Linked DNA regions of Homo sapiens: region 2 is linked to region 1. Evidence: read pairs that join two places in POLR2A ChIA-PET (ENCODE). Cell type or tissue: Caco-2. All regions are shown on one strand. Each heading gives the region's core, and the rest is flanking DNA. Links, peaks and the distances in the headings are about the cores only. Region 1 has its middle 37 kb from the start of IREB2. Region 2 holds the start of PSMA4 (proteasome 20S subunit alpha 4).

Region 1 (2,911 bases), core at 168-2,667:
GGCAGACATCTGAGTTGTTTCCAGTTTTGCATACCTACCAACATCTGCAGTGAACATCCTTGGATGTGTTTGCTTGTGCGCACACTGAACTTCTCTTGGGTATATGGAATTGCAGGCTTATAGAGAATGTAATTGAAATTAAATGTTCCATTTTGTGAGATGCTGCCAAGTTGTTCTCTACTGGGTCTATATCCGTTTACACTCCCACCAACAAGGCATAAAAGTTAGCCTTTTCTACACTCTTACCAACACTTGATATTGCCATTTTAAGAAATTTGTGTGAATCCAAATGAGTCTATTCTTACTGGGGGTGGGTCAAGCATGTGAACAAACATCGTCCATCATGTGCGTCTCAGAGGGGAAAAGGCTGAGCGTCGCTCGGTCTGTGAGAACAGTCATGTTTGACCACAAACATATCGAGATTTAAAAGTTGATGAATTGCTTAACAACCCCTCATAGTAAGTCACTTTAGCCAGTGAAACAAAAACTGCTCTTAAAACAAAGCAGTCATCAAATTAACTGCTGTGATGAAAGGACTTCCCAGTGGATTTCATCAATGTGGTCTGAAGTTTGCACAGCAGGTCCCCGTAGATGTTCCTCAGTGGTGCAATAACATTGAATCTGGAGGTCTGCCCTCCCGTCCATGAGGCTCTGCATGTGGGCAGGTGTGAAATGAGAGCCTTGCCCCTATCCCGATGCATGATCAAGTATTGGTAGGGTAGATCGTGGTGGTCTGCATCTCTGCCCATCATGGAAGAAGCTGGGGTTGACCTAGCAAGACTGCTTCAGGAGGTGAGCTCTGCCGGTTTTAGTCCTTTTCTGTACTGGGACCACCTCTTGACCCAGGTCTTTTGGGCCCTTCTGGCTCACCTGCTGGCTCCCAGTCATGCACCTCCTCCCCTCCAAGTCACAGTCTTTAGGGTGTTACAAAAACACAGCAGTAAGCCCAGGAATCAGACCTGGGTCCCACTTGTAACCCATTGCTCAGTGGGCTGGCAACTGCATCTGTACAGTGGGGACAATCCCTTCCCCTGGGATCTGCAGGGGTTAGTGTGAGGAACAGCACACAGCAGGAAGGTCTTTGGAAACTACCAAATGTCAGGCCAGGCGCGGTGGCTCACGCCTGTAATCCCAGCACTTTGGGAGGCTGAGGCGGGCGGATCACCTGAGGTCGGGAGTTCGAGACCAGCCTGACCAACATGGAGAAACCCTGTCTCTACTAAAAATACAAAATTATCTGGGCATGGTGGTGCTTGCCTGTAATCCCAGCTACTCGGGAGGCTAAGGCAGGAGAATCACTTGAACCTGGGAGGCGGAGGTTGCGGTGAGCTGAGATCACATCATTGCACTCCAGCCTGGGCAACAAGAGCTAAATTCTGTCTCAAAAAAAAAAAAAAAAAAAAAAAAAGAAGGAAACTATCAAGTGTCGTAGGTAACAGGTTAGTTGGGAGGAAAGGCGGTTTAGTGGAGGGAGCTCCAGTTTGGCTCTTCAGTAGCCTAGTCTTCACCACTTAACCACCTAAGTAACTTCAGGAAGTCTCCTCCTCTCTCTGGCCTCAGTTTCCCCATCTATGAAATTAGAGCATTGGACTAGATTAGCACTCCCCAAGCCAATGTCACAGAACTCCCAAGCTATTTCATAGAAAAGGGGTTCCGTTGTCTACTCAGTCTGAGTTCTTACCGAATGCGGTAACTACCATGAGCTCACATTGAAACGCAGCATTTAAAAGCTCTGAAACATCTTGCAGAAAAGGTGTCTCCCTAACATCTTTGGCTTTGGAACCCTTTTGCTATTGGGTGAATTATACCATTTTAACATCTCTGAAATCAGGGCTGTGTCTCACAATGGCTGTATCTTAGAATCTTTCAAATATGGTTTTTTTTTTTTTTTTTTTTTGAGATGGAGTCTCACTCTGTCACCCAGGCTGGAGTGCAGTGGCGGGATCTTGGCTCACTGCAACCTCCACCTCCTGGGTTCAAGTGATTCTCCTGCCTCAGCCTTCTGAGTAGCTGGGACTACAGGCACATGCCACCATACCTGGCTAATTTTTGTATTTTTAGTAAAGATGGGGTTTCTCCATGTTGGCCAGGCTGGTCTCAAACTCCTGACCTCAGGTGATCTGCCTGCCTCAGCCTCCCAAGGTGCTAGGATTACAGGCATGAGCCACCACGCCCAGCCTCAAATATGGTTTAGTAATAGCTATCAATCTGGAGTGTCAACTAAATGCAGGCACTAAGTGTTTAATAAATTAGTATTTATTTAGTTTTTTATTCAGTATTTCCAGTAATCCTGAAAATTAGGGACTGTTATTATCCCCACATTGCAAATGAGAAAACTGAGTTGCAGGGAGGTTAAGAAACTCACCCAGGATCACATGGCTAATAAACAGAAGAGCTGGGACTTATATCCTGAGGCCGAACTCTTTTTTAAAAATTATTATTATTATTATTTGTACAGATGGGGTCTCGCTGTGTTGTGGGTCTTGAACTCCTGGCCTCCAGTGATCCTCCTGCTTCAGCCTCCCAAAGTGCTTGAGATTATAGGCATGAGCCACTGCGTGCAGACAAGACTCTGATCTCTCAGGCCCATTTGGAATCCTGTCTGTGATTCAGTGACCATGAATGACATACGGCATGGTTCTCAAAGGCCTTGAAAGTACCATGTTCCTTTAGAAAGAGCAGAACTTTTCTAGCACTGGCATCAGAAAACAAGACAGTGGGCCCCTGAATGCACCCAGGCTAGCATGTGGAGCAGCAGGGGAGTGGCAGTGGGAGGCAGGCAGGCAGGCATGCATGGAAGCAGAGGGACCTGGATCTGGCCTTCCAGCAAGGGGTTTTATGAAGTGGCTTTGCTGGGCAAAAGGGAGATCAAATGACTGACCCACCTAGCAATAAGGATTGCACCCTAGAC
Region 2 (2,911 bases), core at 248-2,747, 140 kb before region 1:
AAAGTTCAATAGGTGAGAGGAAACTGACAAGAAAAAAGGCACCTTCTCACTGCTTTCCTTCTATTTCAATTTTCCCACTCAAGTCTGTAAACTGAGTACAAGCAATACTGTTTATCAGGCAACCGTTTATTGGCATGTGTATTAACTCACCATGTTTTCTGAACTTTATATAGTTCCTGTAAAAAGAAAATCAGATCATCATTAAAATAAGATTCACAAATTAAAAAGCATTTGCTGACTTTACAAATCTGTTTTATTTACTCCCTTTATTCAGCTAAGTGTCAGGCATTATGCTAGATGCTGGAATACCAAAATGTGTAAAACCAGTTCCTGTCCTGAAAAGCTAATACTGGCAGTTAGGTGAGAGAGGCAGTCATAGATTATAATGTGGAAAGAGGAACCGGGGGTAGGGTGGGAAAAGGGATGATGAAAGAATCAAGAAAGTATTTTTTGAGAAATCGATACAGAAAATGAAAGTAAATCAGAGATGGGAGAGGCAGAAATAAGGCTGAGAACCCTTGGGTCTAAGAGAAAGAACAGGGGAAGAAAGAAGGGCATTCCACACAGAGCAGAAAGTATGAACAAAGGGTACGGAGGCAGGATAGTTTAGTGGGCATGAGATAAACTGCTGATGCTTTTAAAATATATATAAATAAGAGCTAAGCGAGTATCCAAATCACGCAGAGCCTTGAAAGCCAAGGCAAGAGGCTGAGGCCTTCTCCAGAGAGTGATCTGGGTCCTGAACTTGGGGGTGGAGGCAGTTATCTTGGGCACCATCAGTACCATTCGTGCAAAAGGCAATACTAGGTGTTCAGCGTTATTTGGTAAAGCCTCAGTCCAAGGCCCACATTTCCAAATACTGGAATATAGGGAATCAAGACTGGAAAGGTAAGCTGGAATCAAATCCTGGAGAGCCCGCGTGCCCAGGTAAAAACAGAATTTTATCTCTCAGCCAATGGGGCTCCTCTGAATGATTCCCAAGGCCCACAGGAACTGATTGGCATTTTAAATGATCACTCTGGCTGGTGAGAGACCGAGGGCAGCGAACTGGTTGAGGTAATTGCAATAGGAATGGTGCAAAGTAAGGATGGCACAGAGCAGAGAAGCAGGGAGGACACAGAGACACTCGCCGGGGATTTCTGATTCGAGCTTTAAGCACAACTTTCTGTTGTCTCCACGCCTGACGCCGGGCACAGCACTATTTTGAGTTCACCGGCACCTCCGGGAGAGCTAACTTTCACGTACCGAACTCCTGAGGACGGAAGCCACCCCAACTCTCGGTCCTGCCCACAGACCCCCACCCTCAGCCCGCCCCCTCGCGGGCCCCGGCGTCCAGGCTTGGCACTGGGAAGCCCCCGACGGCGGCCGGCGGGGGCCATTCCCGGCGGTCGGTCCGTCACAGAGGAGGCGGTGCAGAGTCATCGTGCCCACGGCTCCTCGGCGGCAACTGCAGGCCGGGACCGACTGTCTTGACGTTCACGACCCCCGCCCAATGGGAAAGCGGCCAAGCTTCCGCGGGCCCCAAGGGGCCAAAGGCTCACCAGATGGAAGACCCTGAAGACCTGAGATGTCCACGGAGCCCTTAACTCCACGGAAGAATAAACCACCACCGCTCACCGAATAACCGCTGCTAATATGGCCCCCGCGCATGCGCAGAACCGCTGGGTTGGGGCGGGGGGAGCGGGACGGCCGAGGACGCGGAAGTCCTTCTTGCGGGGCGGAGCTAGAACCCGTGCCCCTCGTGGGAGCTGGGTCGCGGGGGTGCTGAGGCTCTGGGGCGCTGCAGCTTAGGCTAGGGTCCTCAGCAGGTGGAGGAGTTGCTGTGCCATGGGGAAGAGGGCAGGAAGACAGTAGCCAACCAGGAGGTGGAATAGCTAATTTCTTTCTCTTACCCTTGGCGCTCTCCTTTCATTTTCTCTTCACTATTCAGACCTAGGATAGCAAATAGTGTGGACCGGCTTCTTAATTGCTATCATTCCTGTCCTGTTTCCCAAAATGGTTCCAACCACATGAGACTTTACCCCTCTCATCACCTTCCTTTTTCATTCTGGCTTTCACTTTTACTGCTGATGCATACATTTTGGACATACACATTATGATGAGGAAGGCCGGGTGGCTCATGCCTGTAATCCCAGCACCTTGGGAGGTCGAGGCGGGTGGATCACCTGAGGTCGGGAGTTCGAGACCAGCTTGGCCAACATGGTGAAACCGTCTCTACTAAAATTAACAAAAATTAGCCGGGTGTGTGGTGCACGCCTGTAATCCCAGCTACTTGGGAGGCTGAGGCACGAGAATCGCTTGAACTCGGGAGGCGGAGGTTGCAGTGAGCCGAGAGTGCGCCACTTCACTCCAGCCTGAGACTCCATCTCAAAAAAAAAAAAATTATGATGAGGGTCGAGCATGGTGACTCATGCTTGTAATTACACCGCTTTGGGAGGCTGAGGCAGGAGGATGGCTTGAGGCTAGGAGTTTGGAGGCTGCAGTGAGCTATGATCGCACCACTGCACTCCAGCCTGGGTGACAGAGAAAGACACTGGCTCTAAAAATTAAATTAAAAAAAATTATGATCAGGTTCACACTTTTGGGGGAATTTTCACCTTGGTCTCTTTCTCTGCTTTTCACCAGTCAGAAAGGATTTCCCTGACCAGCACAGTTAAAGCAATACCCTACCGTCAGCATATACTCGCACCATTTTATCTTCTTTACTGAAATTGTCATACTTGTTTCTGTGTTCATTATCCATCTCTCCACCTTTTTGCTCATTCAGCCTCGGTCCGTATGTAAACTATCTACTATGCATTTTAGGTTTTTTCAGGCTAGAAGGTTGACTAGATCTGGGTTAATATGAAGTCATCTGCTCACAGTCTCTCCCAAAAAGCAGCCCACTGGGCAGAAACTCCTCTTCATGTTG

The links. Peaks named below come from ENCODE experiments on the same cell type or tissue, not always from the same donor. Only the 100,000 strongest peaks of a DNase experiment are listed, where the experiment ranks them.
Region 2: POLR2A ChIA-PET joins it to region 1 with 12 read pairs; 2 of 35 experiments call an interaction of 5 or more read pairs at or near these places.

What each region holds. Positions count from the first base shown.
Region 1 is chr15:78,399,817-78,402,727 of GRCh38, reverse strand. No RefSeq gene overlaps it. Among named protein-coding and RNA genes, the nearest start is that of IREB2, 37 kb to the left of the region's middle. In Caco-2, for the core only: no CTCF peak of the experiment used is centred there; no DNase peak of the experiment used is centred there.
Region 2 is chr15:78,539,170-78,542,080 of GRCh38, reverse strand. It overlaps PSMA4 (proteasome 20S subunit alpha 4), which reads right to left and starts at 1,637. Exons shown (of 9, transcript NM_002789.6): 1 at 1,542-1,637; 2 at 151-176. The coding sequence starts at 153. RefSeq lists enhancers at 489-1,381, 1,490-1,599 and a silencer at 1,140-1,409. In Caco-2, for the core only: no CTCF peak of the experiment used is centred there; a DNase peak (open chromatin) is centred at 1,690; H3K4me3 peaks cover 1,893 bases.